Regions from separate parts of the Homo sapiens genome. Here all the other regions are linked to region 1. The links are chromatin loops, found by intact Hi-C in ENCODE. Cell type or tissue: PC-3. All regions are shown on one strand.

What was found. A loop is a pair of places that touch in the nucleus more often than their neighbours do. Peaks named below come from ENCODE experiments on the same cell type or tissue, not always from the same donor. Only the 100,000 strongest peaks of a DNase experiment are listed, where the experiment ranks them.
Region 2: a loop joins it to region 1, with 4 times the contacts of the local background. A loop is called at or near these places in 16 of 110 quality-filtered maps.
Region 3: it touches region 1 in a loop (4-fold over the local background); 4 of 110 quality-filtered maps call a loop at or near these places.

The regions. Positions count from the first base shown.
Region 1 is chr3:87,164,706-87,172,705 of GRCh38, reverse strand. No RefSeq gene overlaps it. Among named protein-coding and RNA genes, the nearest start is that of MIR4795, 58 kb to the left of the region's middle. In PC-3, CTCF peaks have their summits at 4,440 and 4,639 (motif pointing right); a DNase peak (open chromatin) is centred at 4,635; H3K4me3 peaks cover 814 bases.
Region 2 is chr3:86,956,013-86,964,012 of GRCh38, reverse strand. The region is part of intron 3 of VGLL3 (vestigial like family member 3); the gene reads left to right. Among named protein-coding and RNA genes, the nearest start is that of VGLL3, 31 kb to the left of the region's middle. In PC-3, no CTCF peak of the experiment used is centred here; DNase peaks (open chromatin) are centred at 3,292 and 5,322; H3K27ac peaks cover 976 bases.
Region 3 is chr3:87,222,621-87,230,620 of GRCh38, reverse strand. It overlaps CHMP2B (charged multivesicular body protein 2B), which reads right to left and starts at 3,312. Exons shown (of 6, transcript NM_014043.4): 1 at 3,065-3,312. The coding sequence starts at 3,098. It overlaps MIR4795 (microRNA 4795), which reads left to right and starts at 4,344; the gene lies at 4,344-4,432. RefSeq lists enhancers at 3,101-3,220, 3,291-3,360, 3,411-3,460, 3,551-3,610, 3,721-3,860. In PC-3, no CTCF peak of the experiment used is centred here; DNase peaks (open chromatin) are centred at 2,070, 2,890 and 3,370; H3K4me3 peaks cover 4,791 bases; H3K27ac peaks cover 1,974 bases.

The DNA.
Region 1 (8,000 bases):
TATAAAAAATCAATAGATTTTTAAAAATGTTTGGAGAAGACGCGTAAATAGAAAAAGGAGCAGTAAAGAAACAAATATCTCCATGTAGAAAGACTTTAAAATGTTTGTGTTGGTATTGTTTAAGTTACTGTAAAGAGTATCTTTTCAAAAGAAAAACTAAGAATAAAATGGAATAAACTGGGGGGTGAGCATAGGCGTCAATTAAGTATGGTTTCCTAACAGATTAACAATAAATATATCAATTAGTATTTAGGAGGGTTATTTTGCGCTAAAGGAATAAATGATTTTTTCATTAAAGTTCAAAGAATATATGTAACATCTCTAAAGCAAAATTACATTTCCCTACATAGTTTGTAAGTAATTGGAGTATGTATAGTATCTCCACTGTTATCCCCCTAATCCATCTTCCTAATTTAGTCCTCATGTTTAGATCTCTTCTGCCTTAAAGAAATACCGCTTTTTTTTTCTTTGGTGGTGACTAGTCTGAGCACGTTATCTTTCCTAGGGCCTGAAACAGCACAGAGAATGTTGGCATTAGATTAGATAGATAGATAATGTTATAGATTAGATAATTACCACAAAATAGTATAGTGAGAAAAGTTCAAGTTTTGCACCACACAGATAAGAGTTCAAATACAAACATCACACTGTGGCTTTCAGCATATCATTCCAATTCTCTGAATCCTAATTTTTTAATTTGTACAATGATGATAATAATTTGCAGCTTTGTTGAGATAATTTATAAAGTGTATGGTACATGATAGGCCCAAATAAACAGTAGCTGTTATTATGATATCAGAGTGAAGTATGCTGTAATTATTTGCTTTATGTGTGGCTGTGTGAAATTTTCTCACTATTCCTAATTTCTGTGTTTATACAAACAGGAAAAATATATTAATACCACATGAAATACAAAGCTGTTTGTAGAAATTCAATAGGAATACGGACAAATCAACAGGCGAATAGTCCTATTAATTAATACAATCATAAAAAGAAAAGAAGTTACATGTTAAAAGTAGAAAGAGTAAGAAATTAACTATGAAAGTCATGACTAAGAATTCATCTTAGGGATGGAGTAACCCAGTTTTTATACTATACAGTCTAAAACTTTCAGAAAATCATTTAGATTTTTCCCTTGTATTTCCTACTGGTCTAAGATTCCTTTTTTATTTTTCAACCCCCCAAAAAGTAGATATGAAGATGATGGTTATGTTATCAATGTGTGAGAGAGAACTTTTTAAGAAGTATAGCAAAATTTATGCTACTGAGGAGAGAAGATAAAGCCTTTTAAATTATTCATATTGATAGAAGTTTGACTACGCAAAAACTTTGCCAAAATAAATTTAGAGGCATTAAATCTAAGATTCTTTATTGCAATTTTAGAATTAAAATTCCACAAGAAAAATATCAGAAAATTTAGACTTCCTTTTGGAGATAAAGAAGTTCCTTTTGGTTTGCCATTCCTATTCATCCTTCTGTTTTTTGGTCACTTATATTGTGTTGGTATTACACTATTTTTGTGTTTTGAAAGTATTATTTCACAAATGAACACATTGAAAGTGTCACTTGATAACTATATTATTTCACTATGCATTCAAATAACAGTGAGAAATATTATGACAATATGTGAGGTGTTTCTAGAGTTGCAGAGATAAATTGATCAAAACAAAGAGATCTCTGCATCTGCCCAGCATGAAAACACCTTTTAATTTAAGCTGAACCGATCTTCTAAGCATACCTGAGACAATTTGTTCTACTCAGATCTCAGTCATGCTCTCATACCAATTAAAATGATGAATGACATAAGTTTTACAATTGTGAAAAAATATATATATTGTAAAACAATATATGTCTATGGTATGTTTTTATTACAGTAAAAAAGCCTTTAAAATACTTAGTGCAATACGACATGGCTTTTTTCCATAATTGTTTGGAACTTGTGTTTGTGTTATTCTTCTCTGTTGGCACACTACAGTATTTATATCAACTTGACTTAACCTGTGGGCAATGTATCAGCAGGCGTAGGCTTTCACGCAGTGAGTGCAACCTTTAATGGGGAGTTATTATCAACATTCTTATTAGTAATATTTATATAGTGTAATAAATATGCTTATTTCTAAACTGGTGTCAGCAAAGCAAGTCCTTGCCCTGATGATCTAGCTTTAGGGTGCTGTTATTCCTTAGAAATCACATTTGTATACATGATTTGGACCAAGCCATGCAAATACTTCTCTATTTATCCTTCTGATTTAAGTATCCAGCAGCCAGTTATTTGAGGTGCACACAAAGTAACTTGAATGGAACCCACTACTTCTAAATACCCTAACTCACTAAGAATGAAGCCCAATTCTGATTGTTTATGAATTATCCTGGTTAGCTTACTACATGGAGATGAACTATGTTTTATTGTTCAAGCCAGGACAATGTTGATAGTGCAAGGGGCCCTCATTAACAACCTGGAAGAAAAACCATAAATCAGACTGTCTCATGCAAATCAGGCACCTTTTTTGTCAGCTTTGTTATCTTTGCAGCAACTTTATTAATAAATGCTTCTTCACCTCTCCTACTAGTCATCCATGTGAATTCAAATTAGGAAGCTTCAGCTCCACCATTTACTGGTTGTACAACATTGAGAGCTCAAGTCTTCTAAGATCTCTTCACTCATCTTCAAAATTGACATGATAGACTGGAATTGATGGCTCATGCCTATAATCCCAGCACTTTGGTAGGCCAAGGTGGAAGGATTGCTTGAGGCCAGGAGTTCAAGACCAGCCTGGGCAACATAGTGAGATTTCGTCTCTGCTAAAATAATAATAGCAAAATGAACATAATAATGTGGATGTTGTCGTATGCAAAGGGCTTATCACAGTACCTGAGATACAGTGAGTACTCAACTGATAGTGATTACGATTATGACCATTTCCCTGGAGGATGCCCAAATTGGAGGTATTGATGCTGTCATTGAGCAATGTAGTTTATGAAAGTTGTATACCATGGCACTTGCCTGAAAGATAGGAGGTAAAATCTGGATGGTATTACTTTAGAAAGCACTCATTTCTTTGTGTAACATTAACAAAAGAATAGATGTGTAAAAAATTTTTTATCAAATACAGATATTCCTAGAGAATTCCTATGGCTTTTCCCCACACTTTCAAGACACATGTGTTTTCTAATATCTTAGGAGGCTGGCCCTTAATAACACAGCAAGATAAGGTAAGCACTCACTAAGCATCTTTCCAAAATAATAGTTTATGATGAAAAATATGAATCTAATATTTACAATTCATACAGTGACATGGAAAGTTTATTTAACTGGCCCTAGTTTCTGTCTATAAAATGTGGCTTATTAGAATGCCTCGCATGATTCAATATAACAATGCATGCACTTATCATAGCATCTAGAATATAATAAGTAATCAGCAAATATTAGCTATTCTTTATTATCTGTTCTATGTTTCATCTCACGGGATTACTTCTCTGTTTAACAAAATGATGCTTACTATATTTCAACATTTCTTTAATTGAAGACACATCATTATGCTATATGCCACTAAAGTAAAATAAAAACCACTATTACTAAATAAATTATCTGACACTATAGATTATAGTACACATCACACTTTCAAAAATGTTACATATAAATTTAAAATGTGCATTTTTGAATCAATGAATGTAATAGACAATTATGCCAAACAATCTGTTTCAATGCATTGATGAAATCAAACTAGAACATCTTCTTAAGCATAAGTGAATATATATATATATATATATATATGTGTGCTTATATTAAGTGCATCTGAAGATCTTTTAAAAATGCAGATTAGGAATCTGAAAAATCAATTTCTAAATTAGATTCCGACTTTGGGGTTGACTATGATGTTCTGCTTAAAAATGCAGATTAAGAATCTGAAAAAAAAACCTATTTCTAAATTAGATTCTGACTTTAGAATTGACTCTGATGTTCTGCATTCTTAACAAGCAGCCAGGTGCTGCTGATACAGTTTGCTGGGGTCTACACCTTGAGTAACAAGGAACAATTCTGGCCTCCTGGCTAATGGTCATTTTCTGAAGATAATGCTCTCATTAGAATGATGGAAAGGGTGTTTTCAAACTGCTTGTGCCTTATAGGTAGAATATCTACTACATATGTTCTTATCCTCCATCCCTTTCTTCCACTTATCTCTTTCTCTGCCTCCCTGTCTCGGTCCCTGTGTGCCTCCCTGTCCCTTTGTCTGTCTCTCTTGCTCTCTCGCACCCACGCCTGCATCCACACACACACACCCCACACAGCATATGCATACAAATACACACACATGAAAACATAATGACCCACAGATACTTCAGTTCTGAGCTACATTGTTTTTGCAGATCCCTTCGTGTCAAGATGTGAACATCCTCCCTTTCTTAAACAGAAAACACTAGGAAAGAACAATGCACTGGGCAGAAAGTTTATTTTAACAGTAGCCTTTTGTTTGATATTTAGTTGATATTCTAACAGAATCTGGTTTATCCAGAGATAGCTAAACTGGGGTTACTACAACTCCTTTGCACGCTTTCAAAGGTTTTGCCTGCTTTCAAAGGTTTTGCCTAACAGCAAGGCAATCAGTTGACCAGAGCTGACGATGTTTTATTTGACCAACAGATGGCAGTAGCAGTCTCTTTTTTTCCGTGTAGAAATCAGAAAATTGAAACTAACCTATTCATAAGGTTTTTCGAAAAGCACTCATCAACGTTTTCTGGGTTCTTTGAATTCTTAGCTGATTTCAAAATGTTATCTCATTCTTTGAGCACTGGACCACTTAATCACTCTTATAAAATGTAACCATATTTTCAGGAGACATGTTACCTACTAGATCCCTATTTGTCTAATTCAAATGGAAAACTAGGAGACCGAGACTGTCTCATTTCGCATATGCATAATTTTTTACTTTATGCATCGGGATATTCTGACTACACTAAAAATACATTTCTTTAAAGCAAAAAGGATAACTTACATTTCTGAAAATTACATACATTTGCAAATGAGCCAGAGTAAATCATTTCACCAATCTCCATCAAGATCAAATTTTCAGATCTAATCAGCTGTAAACTTCAAGGATATCTAATGTGTTTCCCTCTATAGTGTGTCTGAGAATATGTGTTATTTTTATTAGTAAATTTTGATTTGATGTATCTTTACTGAAGCATTCTCATACTCATTTCACCACATCTTTTATGTAAAATTTGGCAGGACTATATTTGAATATCTTTTTGTGGAGTTTCACATAAGAGATATAGAAAATATTTTTTAATCCTCACTGTTCTATAAAATGGGGCATGTGTAAATACAAATGTTTGTAACTGTAGAATGCTGTATATATACATATAGATAGGGTGTTTTAAGTTAAAAATAGCAAATTTTTAAAATTATAGAGGGTTGAAATAAATTATACATATATACAGAATTCCAGAATTACATACATATAAAACAGTTTTCTATTTAACATTTAACTACCACATTTAAGAGCATCATAATTTGCCTGCTAGCCTCAAATTTAAACTCAGAATATCATTAATACATTTAGATTCATTTTCATTCTCTCCTTTAAGCAAACCAGTAAATATTTATAATTTACCTGTCTTGATACCTTCTCTCCTTGATACCCTCCCTAACTCCTGGCTAGGGCTTTGTGTTATGCAGTTTTTGTTTTCTACATTTTCCATGACTTTATGCACTTGTCTGTTTTGGGGCTCAGTCTTGCTTTTAGATACTTAATTCAGAAATGAAAATAACACAGAAACTCTTATATTTATTCTCCATGGATATCTAAGTATAGATTAACAGAAAGACTGAATGTTTTCTTCTGAAATTGTGAATAAGATAAGGCTGTTCATTTTCACCTCTCTCTCAACTTAGTACTGGAACATCTAATCATGGCAATAAAGCAAGAAAAAGGAATAAAAAATACACAGATTAGAACAGAAGAAATAAAATTGTCTTTATTTACAGATGCCATGTTTGTCTACATTGAAAATTCCAAAGGAACTATAAAAAATGCTCCTAGAACTAACAAGTGAGTTCCACAAAGTTGCAGAATAAAAAGTCAACACACATTTCTCTGTTCTACAATTACTATGAGGAAGCTAAAATTAAAATACAGTGTCATTTATAATTACTCCAAGGAAAGTAAAAAAAAATTTTTTATGGTAACAAATCAAAGAGACATACTATGTTCATGGATTGGACAGCTCAACATAATAAAGATGTCTATTATTCCCAAATAGATTTATACATTTAATAGAATTCCTGTAACAATCTCAGCAGTTTTGTATACATTTAGACAAATTCTTTGTAAAATTTACATGGAAAAGGCACAGGGTCTAGATTAGCTAAAATCATCTTTAAAAAGAAGAATAAAGTGGGAGAAATTAATCTACCTAATACATAAGGCTTATTGCCAGACTGTGTGGTACTAACAGAAGGATAGACACATAGATACATAAAAAGAATAGAGAACACTGAAAAAGACAGACAAAAATATGCCAAACTGACTTGCACCAAAGGTGCAAAAGAATCCAATGAAGTAAGGATAGACTTCTCAACAAATTATACTGGAGAAATTGGACATCCATAGGCAAGGAAATGAATCTCAACCTAAAAATCACACCTTTTACCAAAAATGAAATCAAAATTAGCCATGGGCCTAAATGTAAAATTGAAAAGTATAAAACACTAGAAAAAAAATAGATGAAAATTACTGGGATCTATAGCTAGGCAGAGTCATCTTAGATTTAATACCCAAACATAAACTGTAAAAAAAGATTGGTACATTGAACCTCATCAAAATTTAAAACATTTTCTCTACGAAAGACACTTTAAAAGGATGAAAAGAGAAGCACCAGACTGAAAAAAAAAAAAACAAACTGGTATGTGAAACACAAGAACTTTCAAAATTCAGCAGTAAAAGCAATCCAATTAGAAAAAGCCAAAATCAATAAACAGACATTTCACTGAACAGGATATATAATTCTATGATTATCCCAGAATTAAAAGTTTAATTTTAAAAAGTTACAGGAAAAAAAGGAATTTAGCTAGGGAAGGTCAATTTTTTTCTAAATAAAAAATATCACAGAAACAACAACAAGAAAACTGATTAATGATACAATAGGCATAATATTAAAACCTTGGTTATAATAATAAAAATAATAACTTTCATGATCTTCATGATTTTTAAATGTATTCACATAAAAGAACTCATTCTAATTTTTACAGCAACCCTAAAAGTTATATGGATTTTTCCTATTGAAACAGAACATTGGAAAGGTTAAGGTCAAGAATCTTGTCATGAAGTCAGCAAGTAAAAGAGCTGAGATTAAATCTCAAAAAATTTTGGTCCATATGTTCTTCCTAGAATAAAATGAAGGTATTTCCACTTTAAATTTAGTTGCTTTTGATCAAGAGGGAAGATACTAATATTAAATTGAAACCTAAGAAATAATTGCTAAATAAGTTAGGTGCAAGCATCCTTCTCCAAAAAGTATATCTGTATTAAGTTATTTTTACAAAAACATCAGACATCTATTATCTATTATTGTACGGATGCTGTGGCCAAGTCAAAAAATAAGTATAAAATAATTTGCAGTCTATATAAAATAATTTAAGGAGGAAAAATAGATCGTTTCACACAAAATATCTTTTTACTATCCTATTATTATTTGTAAAAATCCTACCATTCTATGTATACTTTTGATTATAACACTGAAGTCTTCTCCAAAAAATAATGTCGTCATAAATGTTACTTGTGTCTCATACGTTTATCTCTTGGGAAGGGTAATGTGATATACCAGTAGTGTTAGTTAGTATTCTCAGAAGAATTTATTTTTTTCTATAAAAGAGTAGGGTATTAAAAAAATAAGTCATAGAATTGGTAAGTTTGATTTGGGGAAGGAGCCAGAACATTTCCATAAAGCAAACTAAGTTTAGGAAGATTGGCAGAAGCAGAATGGACCAATGTGAAGAC
Region 2 (8,000 bases), 210 kb after region 1:
GCTGACCCTCAGTATCATCCCTGTGTATAATTTTTATCTTCTACACACATTCATGCAGGTGGGTGCATGCACTCCCTCAATGAAAATTATCTTGAAGTGTATATCCCAACTTTTAATTGTAGTTACTCCTGGAGAGTTAGTGGACGGCATGAGCTTTGAAGCCAGACTGCCTGATTTTGTCAGCCCAGCTCTGCCACTTACAAAAGAAGCAGACTTTGGACCAATGACTTTACCCTCCTGCTACTTCAACTTCTTTATCTGTAAACAATGCCTAATAGGATTGTTTTGAGATTAAATTAGTTCATGCAGTAAAGCATTTACAAATATACCAGGCATATAACATGTACTCTGTAAATTCTAGCTATGTAAGAGAAGATGGACAGACTTACACTTTATTTAACTTCTAAAAATTTATTATTTAGATATATTTCACAATAGCATATGCTTCACCAGTTTAATAAGTATAACTGATTGGTCTTATAATATATTCACAATATTGTGCAACCTTCTAATTAGAGAACATTCCATCACTGTAACAAGAACTCCTATTCCTCTTAGGAATAACTCCCAATTTTCCCTATCCGCTATGCCTGGCAAATATTAGTCTACTTTCTACTTCTGTGGATTTTCTTATTTTGGAAATTTCATACAAATGGAATTATATGATATGTGGCTTTTTGTGTCTTTTTTCACTTTGTGTAATGTTTTCAAGTTTCATGCGTGTTGTAGCATCTATCATAAAGTCATTCTTTTTTGGGGCTAGGTACGATTTCATTGGGTGGATAATACCACATTTTGTTTATGCATTTGATGCATAAGCAAATGAATATGGACATTTGATTTGTTTCTACTTTTCGGCTAATAGGAATAATACTGTGATGAACACTCATGTGCAAGGTTTTGTTTTGTTTTGTTTTGAGACAGAGTTTCACTCTTATCTCCCAGGCTGGAGTGCAATGGCGAGATCTTGACTCACTGCAACCTCTGCCTCCCGAGTTCAACCAATTGTCCTGCCTCAGCCACCTGAGTAGCTGGAATTACAGGCATCTGCCACCACGCCCGGCTAATTTTTTGTATTTTTAGTAGATAGTCACTATTTTGAATAGTGAAGGCTGGCTTCCCTATTTTGAATAGTGAAGGCTGGCTTCCCTATTTTGAATAGTGAAGGCTGGCTTCCCTATTTTGGCCAGGCTGGTCTCAAACTCCTGACCTCGTGATCCACCTGCCTCGGACTCCCAAGGTGCTGGGATTACAGGTGTGAGCCACTGTGTCCAGCCCTCATGTACAAATTTTTAAGTAAATGTGTGTTTAATTCTCTTGGAAATATATCTAGGAGTAGAACTGTGGGGTTAAGAGAACCTCACTTTTTATTTTATGTATTTCTATATTTTTTGAATTTTTTTCAAAGAGCATATATATGCAATTTTTAAAATATTTAAATTTAAATTTTTGTTTTTTAAATTTTTTTTTAGTATTTAAATTGTTAAGATTCATTACAACATATTATAGTAGAGTTTGAGGTTTGGTAGGCAAAACTGCCATAGGAATGAAGTAAGGTGGTCCATTTTTTCCGAAGGGCTGAGTGGTGGTGAGGACAGTGAGGTGCCTCTGGCACAAAATTTAAAAGGATCCATACTGTGAGGGCTGTGCAAGTGTATGCCACCCCATATTTTGCACCCAGGGCTCCTTATTCCTCTAACCTCTGTCTTGGTGTTGCTTTGCTGTCATGCGAGCTCACTCTTACTTTTTGCTCCCTCTGTTGAACAGGTATTACATACAGGTACCTTGAAATGATCAGTATGGTATGATCATAAGTCATTTGTATTTGCCCTCCACGTGAAAAATGCTCATCTTTACCAAGAGGCTGTTATCACAAATCTCACATTAGGCTTTTTCCCTTTCCTTTATCAGTCTTTAAACTGAGTTTCATGGGTTCCATAGGAAAAATACTCAGAATGTGATAATAAGGGCTTAATTGAAAAAAGAAAAGATCTATTATCAAATGAATTTATTTACATTGCCTACCATATACCTCTTAGAGATCACAGTTCCCTATAGCATATAAAATGTTTTATATATTCTTCAGTAAAAAAGCATTTTAAATTGTGTTTAGCAGGAGATTGTTTCACTCTGCTTTTCTGATGAACACATTTTTTGAGGGTGTACTTATTAACTTCTCATTTAGCTTTGTCACTTCTGCATAATAGAAGCCATAGTTTTCAACTTTTGTGAATGACTTTCACCTTACATTAAGCTGCGTGTAACCTAGGTTAACAAGGGTAGTTGGGGCCAGAGATAACACCTAGAATAGTACAATGAATAAGGGAGGGTCACAGGATGTGGAGGACTGATTTCAGCTATCTCAGAGTATTATACTGGGCCCCTTTGTGTATAAGGAAGGAGAGAGTTAAATGTGGAAATATTTGTGATCGTGTACAACATATTACCAGGCATTCACGTGTGAATGCAAGAATATGTCTCCTCTTATCTTCCTCAGATTTTTTAGTGATAACATTAAGTAAATTCTGACATAGTAGTCCTCTTTTAGTGGTCATAATCATTCCGGGCATTTTAGTGAAATGTTGTCATTCTTACTTCCTGTTGTTGCCAATAATTTACCTAATGTAAGACATACAATCTTGTACATTCCAGCCAAGTTTAAATTAATTTTTCAAGTGAAGATTTGTTAATAAGGGCTTTTTACTGAAATTTAAACTTGACTTTCATAATTTCCACTTCATCCACTTTATTTAAATGTACCAAAAACAAAAGTAGTCATGCTTTGTGGTGTGACTTCTTTATAAACACAAGCTGCTCATGGCATGAGATTGTATTCATCTGTAGATCCACAGATTTATTTTTCTTGGGATCCCTCATGTTATTTTAGCTACAATTTTGTTATAAATATCTATTTTTACTTTGATGAATGTCACAACAATGCAATATACAGTATACATAAACAACTTAGAATTGAGGTATTCATATACTTTTTACTACAATATATTTAGGTAACCTAATATTAAACAAACAAAACAACATCATATGCATATATATATATATATATATATATATATATATATCACAATTACTTTTGCATAACCTAATATTTCGCAGGTCCATGAAATCTAGAGCTTAGAGGGAGTAAACATATGTTGATGTACCTTTTGCCTCTCAAAAAAACTAGGCATTAATTTGCGTAAGTAGCCACCTAATAGTGGATTTTATGAGTGAGTCATTATATGAGCTGGCCCCAAACTGTGATTATATCCAGATATTAAACACTATCTGGTTCATCTCTTACTTAGCAAGATACCTTTAGATACAAGTGAAATCAAGACTGTGTGTCACAGACGGGGACAATGGTTATTTGCCAGACAGAGGGAACAAAACTACAATAGCTACTAGTCCACAAATTACTTGCAAAGTACAGACTGAGAAGTTTGCCATAAGCACAGGAAGTTGTTTCTAGTATTCTCTCTGAACAGACTTTCATAGCAATAAACTTTACTCTCTAATCTGTGAATGAAGTTTATCTGTTAAGAAAACTGAAAAAAATTGTTTGAGGGTCTCCATTTTGATATTAGATAGGAAGAGCTGGGTACTACAGAGGAAGTCAGGAGTAGATAAATGTCCTAATCTATGCTTTTCTCTTCATGGACAGCTTGTGCCTGATGATATCATAAAAACAGAATCACATTAAGTGGTATTCCGAATTATTTATGGTTTAAGGCCAGTAAACTATATTTAAAAACAACATTCTGATTTAATCTGAATATTCTGTGAAAGGGACATTATTCACAAGTGACAAAAATTATATTTTAATGGGTTTAAGTTCTCAAAATTGTTATATACTATTCACTTTGGAACATACTAATTAAACTACCTTAGTGTTTAAGATTATGACGGTTGGCACTACAATGATGCTTTATAATGAAATCTATTAATTAAAAACATAAATATCTTGGTTTTGTTAGGTACAGGCAATACAAAAAACCGGGTGAGAATAGCGAATATACTAGAGAAGCAAATGGAGAGGCAGTTTCTCTCCATGAAAGAGAGATAGATCTATTTAATTCTTACTTTTCCATTCCACCTGTAAATTTGCCAAAACTTAACTCACATCTCAAGACCTATGATTTCTTTTAGGTGGTCTGGTGCTAACCCACCTGGGTAAAAATCACTAGTTGCAGGAAAGTTCTACAAATAACCTTGCTAAATAACACACTTTAAAAGTTAGTTACGATATGTTAATTTCATTGGGGTACTAATGTTATTAAAATTATGGAGCTTTATACCCAGTAACATCTACAATACCCAGTTACATTTACAAAAAGGACTAAAGGAAACCTAGATTTACAACTCAAGACCCTTGAATATTTACTAAATATAATAATGCTCCAATTCCAGGCTTTACAATGAAATGGAGATGAATCATTAGCCTCAATAATAAACAGAATAGTTTGATTTATGTTAAAATATTAAAGCACTGTGATATTTTTCACCCTAAAGATGAGAGGGCATCAAAATATCATATATTGTAGATGCTCAACTAAAAATAGTTTACTTCCTTCTACTTCACTTCTTCTCAGGGAGCATACATTAGCCATCTGAATTCTGAGGGCTATGGCATTAGGGATTCATTGAAGCCTTTCCTGACAATATTAGTAATCTGTATAAATGATTAGGAAGTTATGAAGATGTTTAAAAATGGTATTAAAAATATAATAGGCATAAAAGTTTACTTATAATCATTTGATCTCAGTATGTAGGCAGGTAAAATGACAGTTCTATATGGAAGCCAGCCCTAGGACTATATGATTTTTTTCCATCTCATTATTATGATTCAAGAAAGATTTATAGAATTTTGTGTACCTACCTTGAGGGCATTATCTCAGCTAGGATAGTTAGAACATCATAAAGCAATAGGTGCAGATTGTTTTTAAAAATACCAGGCAGAATGTTTATGAATAATGGAAATACTTTTTCTGGACTTTGTTGTCATTATTGAGTTTATGATGATTTGGTAACAATAAAAATTTTTCTAATCAACACCCGATTGCTTCACACTTTCTACAAAACTTTTTCTTTTTCTCTGGCATATGTCATAAGCCTATTTTCCACTGAGGAAAAAAACATCAGAGTTATGTTAAAATATTTACAAACTCTTGATTGGTGTTAGTTGTGTAGGGCACGTGTCCAGAATGACAATTTCATGACCAGAAGGGTAATGGAAACCATCTTTGAGATGCATGCAAAATGCCAGGAGATCCCAGCCTGTGAGATCTGCATGAAAAGTAACTGGATGATGAATAAGAGGGGAGAAATGCATTCCAGAGCATTGCTGTCAGTTTCAAGTATTCAAGCCTGGATGCTGCAGGACCTTAATGAAATTCCCCTGCTCTCTGAGATCCATGTAGCTATCATGCCCATGGGCTTCTGTGGGCTTTCCTCCATAAAATGGTGCCATAATGTCACAATGCCTAAAGTATGGGGATTTGCCTCAGATTCTTCTCCTACTTGGTGGAACAGGTGCAGGAGCTTTGTAAAGGTGTTATGTTTTAGGATGTGCTTGCATAATAATACAAATAGTTACGTGGTGTAAATTTGAATCATTGTAAAAGACGTCTTGGTAAGAGAAACTGCCATTTCTCATATATTGCTGGTAGAAAATTAGAGTTTTAGTATTTTAAAGAAGTAGACTGGAAAATGTAGTAACAGTAATAATTTTCATAAACTTTGGCTGAGCATTCTTACTCCTATGAGTCTACCTCCCATAAATAGAAGCAGCAGCATATGATATGTGTACAAAAATGTTTATTGTGACAATGTTTGCAGTAACAAAAAAAAAATGGAATTGAGCGATTACCATCAAGAGGTGGGATCTATGAGTGAATTGTGTTCCATATGGTATTGCTGACTGAAAAAGAAAAGCTCAAGAAAAGCACATATATGTCTTTTTTGGAAAATAATAACAAAAAAGTGTGCATATTTGTCTGTATCGTATGTGCACGTACATATCATTCAATGAAAGCAGAGAAGACTAGTTTGTCAAAATGTGTTTTCTTTTGGGGCTGCAGGTATTGAGGTCACTAATAGGAGTTTGAGGAGGAAAGAAGGAGAAGGACTTTAGAAGAAGAATATATATACATGTTTATTTATGTACATATTTGTATGTATGCATTGAAAGAGAGAGAGAGGCAGACAGGGAAAAAAAGAAAAGAGATATATTAATTTTATTAGTAATTTATTACCCCCTCCCAAATTCACTTAGGGGCTCATAAAAATCCTGGTCAATGTAGGCATCTTTAATATTTGCAGAGATGTAGAAATTCTGTCCAGATATATGTAGGGAAAAATGGGACTGAAACACAGATTCTGCATACATATCACCACTTATTAGCTGCATTACGTTGAGTAAGCCTGTAACCCCTCAGCTCCTCCTCTTCCTTAGATGCAAAATGGAGAGGACACTTCCTCCCCTGACACAGCTGGGAGAACCCAATGAGCTTGTGTTTTCTAGACGGTGATACATGATACAGAATGAAAACTCTCATGGTTCTGAATCTGAGATATGGTTCATTACGACAAAAAATTAATTCACATTGGAGGTTTGAGGCATCCTGAAGAATTGAGGTGCAAGCTGTGAATGCATCTGTCATTTTTATTTTGTCTGTGTCTGACTTAATTATTTCCTGTTCTTGAAGATTAGCTGTGATACTTGTTACAGTTAAGTTTCCTGATAGTAGTGTTTGCTGATATTGGCCGTGCAGTGAAAACTAGGTGCTTTTGTATTGATTGGGCAGACAATGGAAAAGAAGATAAAAATATTGCGGGGTTAACATCTTCAAGACATTTTTATACATTTGAACATTTTCCCTATCTAGAATACCCTGCCACGTGGAATGAGAGGGTACTAAAAATAAAAACCTATCCCATTATGCTTACGTATTGTTGAGATATTTATTCATCCCTGGCACTCATATAAAACAAAAAAAATTTTAAGTACAAAAAAGGAAGTTAGACTATGAATTAGGCTCAACAAAACTTCAATAATAAATGCTAATCCTTAAAAGTTGCAAATCTAATCAGTTTCTTTTAATCTTAGCATTAATTTTATGAAGGAGTTTTAAAGCTCCTTTGCCATATAAATTACTACGTAAATTGGAGAGCATCCCTCGTTATCTTAAGTATTTTCTTTCTTTTTTTTTTTTTTTTTTTTTGGGACGGTGGGACGGAGTCTCGCTCTGTCGCCCAGGCTGGAGTGCAGTGGCGCGATCTCGGCTCACTGCAAGCTCCGCTTCCCGGGTTCAGGCCATTCTCCTGCCTCAGCCTCCTGAGTAGCTGGGACTACAGGCGCCGCCAACATGCCCGGCTAATTTTTTGTATTTTTAGTAAAGACCGGGTTTCACCGTGCTAGCCAGGATGATCTCGATCTCCTGACCTCGTGATCCGCCCGCCTCGGCCTCCAAAAGTGCTGGGATTACAGGCGTGAGCCACTGCGCCAGGCCAAGTATTTTCTTAAAAACTGCAAGCAAGATTAGGCAATGCCATCATCTTTTGAGAGTTTTCTTAAAGGAGTTGTCATCAACTAGCTGCGGTTGGAAGGTGGAGACTTTTTCAAAGTAAAACTTGTCTTCCCAAAAGAAACTGATGTGCTCACTCACTATAGAAGGAAGCCATAACTCGCAGGTTGTCCTGATATGACTCTCAATAGAGAACGACACAAAGCATTGGAAAGCCTGTTTCAGTGGTCAGGTTCTTATCAGCAAATAATACTTTCAGCTTTGCTGTTTCTCATCTGTCATATAGGGGTGCATCTAAAGGAACAGCTCAAATGAAGAAATCTGTTTCAGAACTTGTTCCCTGACAATTTTATATCCGTTTTCGAACAGTCTGCAAAGATTATATAGAAAAATTCTATATGGCCTGAGGAATTTACAGATACTGTTTATTCCCTTTCAGGCTGCCTAACTATTCTTTTCTTGTTCTCTTTATCAGTA
Region 3 (8,000 bases), 58 kb before region 1:
TTCCAGTTCCACCACCATTAGAAAGTAAAGTTCTACCACTAATTCCGAAAGAAAAGTCTGGTTCCAGAAAGAATGTAAACGTTGCATGGTATCTACCAAAAGTTGAGAATTCCATGTGCTTGATAAGAGCAAAATTAAACTGTGTCATGTATCAATCTCTAATAAGAAAAAAGTAATAATAATACTCAAAGGGATGAGGTCCTAGTTCTGACACTTAATAGCTGTATGATCTTGAACACACGACTTAGTCCTTTGCTTTTCTCATTTTATAAGGATGTTATATGAGTACTTATATGTTTTATGAGAAATAAGACATGGCATGCACAATGCTTAGCACAGTGTTGGCTTAGTCAAATTTGTCTTTACTGAGGTTAACAGACAAAAATTATATAGTGTTTAAAGAACTTCACTTTTAAGCATGTTTAGTTGTGCATTTGTGACAAGTCCTAGTGGGATCCTGATTTACAGGTTCATAATTAGCTTCCCTAAATAGGTCACTATTAATCTACAAAGGGGGAAAATAAACACTGTAGGTAAACATAACACACTATATATATGTATATCCTTACACAGGTAAAAGAAAAACCAAGTAGTACTCAACTGTAATTTCAAATTCCAAAGAATCCTTCCCTTCTCTTGAGGTATACCTCTCATTAATTTCTACAGCAAAGTATACACCGCAGAGACTTGTTCATCTTTGTGTCAAAATGAATTAAACATAACTCTGAATAGTAATAAGTGCTGTAATGTTGTCTTCCTTTTAAATTTACATGTGCAGTAGTCTTTAATGATACAGTATATAACTCTTCCAGCCAATCCAAACAGGAAAAAAGATTCAATTATTCCCCAGATCTATAGGCAGGTACATGTTTCCCTTATATATCAGAATTTCATTACTGCTGGAACAGATTTAAAAGTCAGCATACAATAAAAGAGCTCATGATCAATCCAACGATCTGAGAGACATAAAAATACATTAAACTTCATATTCATAATATACAGCCTCATTACCAAGAAGAATGCTGTCACCTTTTAGACAAAACAAAAAAAAACTTCCTTTCAATAAAACAGGGAATAAAAAAAGTAAAGCTCTATATCAAAATAACGAAAATACAGATCTATTTATTAAGATGTCAGTAAATGACTGGAATTGACACAATAATATAAGAAAACATCAAGTATGCATCTTGGTAGTTTATAGTAAATGTACCTGCTGGCCAAATTTACATTTGGAAATTGCACATATGGTTAATTTAGTGGCATAGTTCCTAGCAAGAGTCCTTAAGACTCTTTTACAAATAAGTCTATTCAGCAAAAACATTATTTCTTGGAAGAATTAACTGCAAATGAGTATACAGTTAAACACTCATTGCACATCCCCATTGTCTTTTTTTCTCTCCTCTACACTTCAAGTACAATAGTCACTAAATTTCCAAAAGCACCAGGAAGCACAGAACTGAGATTTATGTCTTTGAAAATATTTGACAGGTATTAGGCGATTAAAACTAGTATGCTTGGCTTTTATTGTTAAAAAAAAATTAACTCTAATTGTAACATCACAGTAAAGGAGATGAAACCATTTTTTCTCCATTTAGTAAATTCTCACTATATAAAACTAAACAACAAAAAAAAACTGTAACTATATAAAACTCAAGCAAAAAGAAAATAAATCGTTCCCCCACCCCCACTCCCTGGAGTACTGTAAAATAAGTGAAGCTCACAACAGTGGCAGCTAAAACACTGAAAAAATAAAGTGCCATATTAAAGATTAAGCAGCATTCTCATGAAAAGCACACATAAAATCCATTTCACATCACTGTATCACCTAATATACGAAGTTGGTAGTTATTCCAGGTATTGCAAATGGTACTTAATAAAAAGTCAATAAATCAAAAAAATGTTCAGTCACCCAGAGTAAGGAAAAATGTATTATGTCATCTGATAAATTAGAGGTAAAGTAGATTATGTGTTGAAATGAAGTGTACAGCAGCAGAGCAGAGATGACTTCTTTGTTATCCTCCCCAAAATAATTTTGCTGGCATTGGAATAGTCAACACAAAGGAATGAAGGAGTTACGTCCAGGTCTGGACTGAGCACCCTATTTGTACCAATCACTGTCTAGCTACCACTGCTCCTTTTGTGGCAGAATTAGACCCTTACAAAGAAGTGATTCTTTGGTTGAACCAGCAACAACCTAGACTAAACATATAATGGGGAACACAATTTTTAAATAACTTGAATGAATTTAATTCCTGGTAGCAATCAATGAAAACATCAAGTGTTATATAAACACATTATAGGCATCGCATATGAGCACCATAAAACTTGTACATTCCTTTACATTCACTTTTTTCCCCGCTTAAGATGATATTAAGCTAAATGCGGGAAACAACACAATTATCTTTACATGTTAAACTTCTATGAAGACAATATATACCCCATCTCTTTCTTTAGTTGGCAAAAAATAATCATAAGGGAGAAAAATCCATTATGAAAACTAAATCTGGGCACTTCCCTTGGGTTTATTTTTCTACTGGGGTTAATCAAAAAAGCATTTGTTTCACATCTCTTTACTGATGGGGTGTTCTTAAAGAAGCAACTGACCCAGACCCAACTTCATTTCCTAACTGGAGCCTGTTATCCCCTCCCTCCCCATTCCGAGACTGCCAGTTTCCTGTATGGATGCCTACAAGTAGTATATCGCCCAACTGAAGAGCAACAATCGAAGCAGAGGAAACCAACAAGAAATCCATCAGATTTCCAAGTTTATTGACACTCAAGGGCCAGCTAGCCTCCTCGAAACGCTCAGGATCCTGCTGAGGAAAACCCGAGGGTGGGGGAATCGTGAGGATAGGGAAGCAACCAGACTGCCTAGGTGAGCCTAAGGTGAGGTGAGTCAGAAGCAAGAGGGAGGCAGAGAAGTGGTGCCGCGAGGGCGGTCACCTGTGGGACCACTTGATCCAGCCCCGCCTCCAGGGACAGTAGGCAGAATCGCGGCCAGCAGGCCTCGAAAGACGCCGAGAAAACGCAGAGCTGGGCCCCTTCAGCCCGGCCTGGAACTCACCATCCACGGTTTTCTTCTTGAAGAGGGACGCCATGGTTAAAGACTGCGCCCGGGCGGCCCGGCTCGGCCCGGTCCGGCCCAACGCTGGCAAAGGACAGGAGGAAAAGGACAGGACCTTGGCGGGTTCGGGGTGGCGGAGCGGAGAGACAGCAGGAGGAGGTCGGGGTCGCCAGGCAGGACCCGCGGAAGGCTTGTATCCGCAGCTACCGCAGCCGCGTCACCCGGAGCTCAGGTGACCGGGAACTAACACACTTTTTGGAGAAGTCACTTCTAGGCGGCGCCTGCGCGTTGTGTGGCGCCTGCGCACTACGGAGTTTGAAGCCGCGGCCGCTTTCCTCACGTCTGCGGCTGCCAGTTCCTCCTGCACCGGGAGTTGGCAGCGGGGCGAGTCTGGAGCTGGCGGGGATAGGAGAGCGTGGGGCCACGGCTTCTGTGCGCGGGTTGGGTGATGATTGAGGACAGTGATCAGCCTTGCTTAGCGCTTCACCCCTTGCCCCGGGGAAAGCTGGATGAGGGATCTCCGGGCTCCTAGACTAAGTGTGGGTTGTCCCGGAACCGCCTGTACCCACTCCGAGTTGATTTATTACGGTCCCATTGCTGTTAGTATTTTTGTTGTTGTTGTTGTTGTTGTTTGTTTGTTTTTACTCGAGTAATCCAGGAACTGGCGGAAACGTTGAGTTCCGTACCCGGTGATTGTTGGCCCCTGGAGTTCGCGGTCCTTTCGGCACTGACTGACTCGGCGACCTCCCCCGCACCGCGCAGACCCCTGCAGGACCCTAGCCGCTCACCTGCCGCCCCCGGCTCCAGACTCCGACGACCCAGCGTGGGTCTCCGGGGATCCAGTGTCTAGAGTTGGGGGGGTCTCGAGGACGAAGGGAAGTTTTTTAATGCTACACTTTTTGTTTAAGGTTCTTGCCTGGAAACATTAAAACACACACACACACACACACACACACACACACACACAAATTTGTAGGCTGGTCTAAATGTCTCCAGCTCTATTTCTTAATTTCTTGTAAATCATGAATCATAAAGTGTCATGGCTATACGGTGATCCTATTAGAATTCCTCACAGCCGTTTATTTGGGCTTTTTGTGAAAAACTGCATATCATGTTAAAGAAAAAATGTAATGAATTATTTAAAGAATCCTTGCATGTATAAAATGGAAAATACAACCTATGCGTGCGTACCTGTATATAGTCTCTACTGTTTAAAGCAACACTGCCTTCCACAGGATAAAAATAATGGTAGCATTTTTTTTTTCATAAATATTATCTCTGATATGGAAGAAATCCAGAAGTGGCTAATAATATTGACACTATAACAATAATGTCAATATTATTAGCCACTTCTGGATTTATGAATCATGTCTCAAGGATTATTATTTATGATAATCAGGCCAGCCTTTCCCATTTTTCCCCTCCTGAGATATCCAAGCCCTCATAGCCACTGATAATGCTGCTGCTGCTGCTAAAAGTTAGCTGAGAGTCTGTTCAAGAAAACTTTCTTAAGAATGACGTAGTAATATGCAAGATATAATTGTTTTGCTTCTCCTCAAGTTATTCTCGATATGGGAAGATGAAGTAAGGAAACATTAGGAAGACATGTAAGTGAGAAGATTTAGTCTCTGCACTCAAGACCGGGCCTTTTCTGGAGTGAGCTCTATGGCAGTTTGCCCTGGCTGTCTGTTGTAATGAATGGCATAGAGCTGTGCTTGAACGCATGAGAGGCAATAAGCTGTTATGTGTGTAGTAATCGTACTCCTCCCTGCTGCAGTCACCCTTGTTTTATTACTCCTATACAATCCCCCCCACTGACCCAATTGTAACAGTTGGGAAAATGCCAAAATACTTAGGAGCAACCATATGGAAGACCCTCCAAAAGTGCACAGCAGGAGCTAAAGACAGGGCTTGTTCATTACAATAAAGACAAAATAGAAATATTTACTATTTAAACTCAGTACTCTAATAGCTTGTTCTCCCATAGTTTGAAGAAGGCTGATATTCAGCTGATTGCACCAGTCTAGCTAGAGTCCATTCTGATTAGTTGGTGGCCACATTTCTCCTGTACACATTTTGTATTATTATATCGCTCCTTATTTAAAGGGCATGATACACTTAAATATATGTTGTTTTCTGGAGTATTTCATAACATAGTTTCCTCCTCTGAAACTGAAATATTTGCCATTTTTTCATCTTTGGGTACCTCGGGTTATAATTTGAATGGGTGCATTCTTCTCCTTGTTCAGCTTTTGAAGAAAGATAGCATAACATTGGAGAGTGCTGATTCTGGACACAGACTGCCCAGTTCTGTGACCAATTCTGTGACTTTTAAGTTTTAAGACCTAGGCCAGTTCACTGAAGCTCTCCGTGTTTCTTTCATCACATATGTGATAGAGATAACATTAGCCCACCTTTCATATATTAGGTTGGTACAAAAGTAATTGGCGAAAACCACAGTTACTTTTGCACCAACCTAATAGCTGTTGCAAGGATTAAATGAGTTAATATGTTAAACATTCAAAGTAGTGCTTGGCACGTAATGTCTTAGCCCCTCTGTGCAGCTACAACAAAATACCACAGACTGGGTAATTTATAAACAGTAGAAATTTATTTCTCACATTTGTGGAGGCTGGGGAGTCCAAGATCAAGGAACCCAGAGGTTTTGTTTCTGGTGAGAGCTGCTTTCTGCTTCCATGATGGTACCTTGCTGTTGCATCCTCAAGAAGAAAGAGATGCTGTATCCTCACATGGCAAGAAGGACAGAAGGGTAAAAGGGCGGTAGGCAGCTCCCTCACACCTGTTTTATAAAGGAACTAATCTCATTCATGAGGGCTCCACCCTCATGACTTAATCACATCCTAAAGTTCCCACCTCTAAAAACTATCACATTAGTGATTAAGTTTCAACATATGAATTTTTGGGGGGTACATTCACACCATATCACATAATAATCATTTTTGTATTATCTGTATTGTTGTTTCCAGCTGTTTTACCTTTTTATGCTTTCTCAAGTAATCTTCATGCTGAAATTCTCTTCTCTGTAGTACAGAAAACACAAATTGAAGATTTAGGCTTTCTGATGCTGATCTTGGTTACCTTCACCTTAACAGCCACCACCTCCCCAAATTAGCCCATTTCTTTCTCCTTAATAAAAAAATGGTTTTATTCTCAGCAAACTAACACAGGAACAGAAAACCAAACACTGCATATTCTCACTCATAAGTGGGGGTTGAGCAGTGAGAACACATGGACACAGGGAGGGGAACATCACATGCCAGGGCCTGTCAGGGGGTGGGGGGAAAGGGGAGGGAGAGCATTAGGACAAATACCTAATGCATGTGGGGCTTAAAACCTAGATGATGGGTTGATGGGTGCAGCAAACCACCATGGCACATGAAGACCTATGTAACCAACGTGCACGTTCTGTACATGTATCCCAGAACTTAAAGTAAAATAAACAAATAAATAATAAGATAATGGTTTTCTTGTTCTTAAATCTGTTATTTGTGTAGGAATTGACTTGTTATAGAAATATGTATCTAACATTGGTACTGGAAGGATTCGGTGCAGATTTGTTTCTGTTTGTCTTTTCTCCTCAGCTTCAATTTTAAACTCCTTGGGTTCAGAGAGAATCTCTTGTCAGGCCCTTCAATAATTTTCCTACTAGAATGTAAATATATTTAATAGAAACTTAATATGCAATCGTATTTTCATATTATCCATGTTTCAATGTTTTAACGCCAAATGACAAGTATATATATATACATTTGGTACATTTTTGTTGATTTGACACATTTAACTTCAAGTCTCTTTATATATGAAAAGCAGCTAACATTATCTATCTCCATGAACAACAGTAGAGATCTAGAGAACCTAAAAGTCAATAAATAATTCTGTATGTATGTAAGGATTTAGCGAAAACATCAACTCATTTGTTTCATGTTTCACATGGATTCAAATTTGAGCATACTTTAAGCTGTTTTGCTATTTCACTAACTACACTGTATTCTGCTTTATATTTAATAATGCTACAGTGACTATCATGATGCTACATGATTATCATAAACAAAATTAAGAATAAAACATTAACCTATATAACATTGAAAAATTTTTTAGAGATATGTAGAAGCTTAGCACAGAGAGAATCATCATTTTTCAAGTCTAAAATATCTCATTTCTTATAAGTGACTTCATCTATTCAGGCTGTTATAGCAAAATACCTTAGAGTGGGTAATTTATAAACAGATTTATTGTTCACAGTTCTGGAGGTTGGGAAGTCCAAAATAAAGGTTCTAGCTGGTCCCACATCTGGTGAGGGACTGTTTTTCATAGATATCACCTTCTGTGTGTCCTCACATGGCTAGAGGAATGAATAAGTGTATTAGTTCATTTTCATGCTGCGAATAAAGACATAACTGAGACTGGGTAATTTATAAAGAAGAGAGAACTCACAGTTCCACATGGCTGGGGAGGCCTCACGATCATGACCAAAAGCAAGGAGGAGCAAAGTCACATCTTACATGGTGGCATGCAAGAGCACGTGTGCAGGGGAAATTCCCTTTATAAAACCATCAGATCTTGTGAGACTTATTCACTATCATGAGAACAGCAGGGGAAAGACCTGCCCCCATTATTCAATTACCTCCCACCAGCTCCCTCTCACAACGTGGGAATTATGGGAACTATAATTCAAGATAAGATTTGGGTGGGGACACAGCCAAACCGTATCAATAAGCTTCCTCATACCTCTTTTGTAAGGGCAGTAATTCTATTGATAAGAGTGGAGCCTTCATTATCTAAACACCTCCAAAAGCTCCACCTCTTAGTACTAGCACAATATGAATTATGTTTCAACATTTAAATTTTGGGGGGACACAAACATTCAGCCCATAATAAGAGGTAAGCAATCAATACAGAAATAAAATGGTTTCCC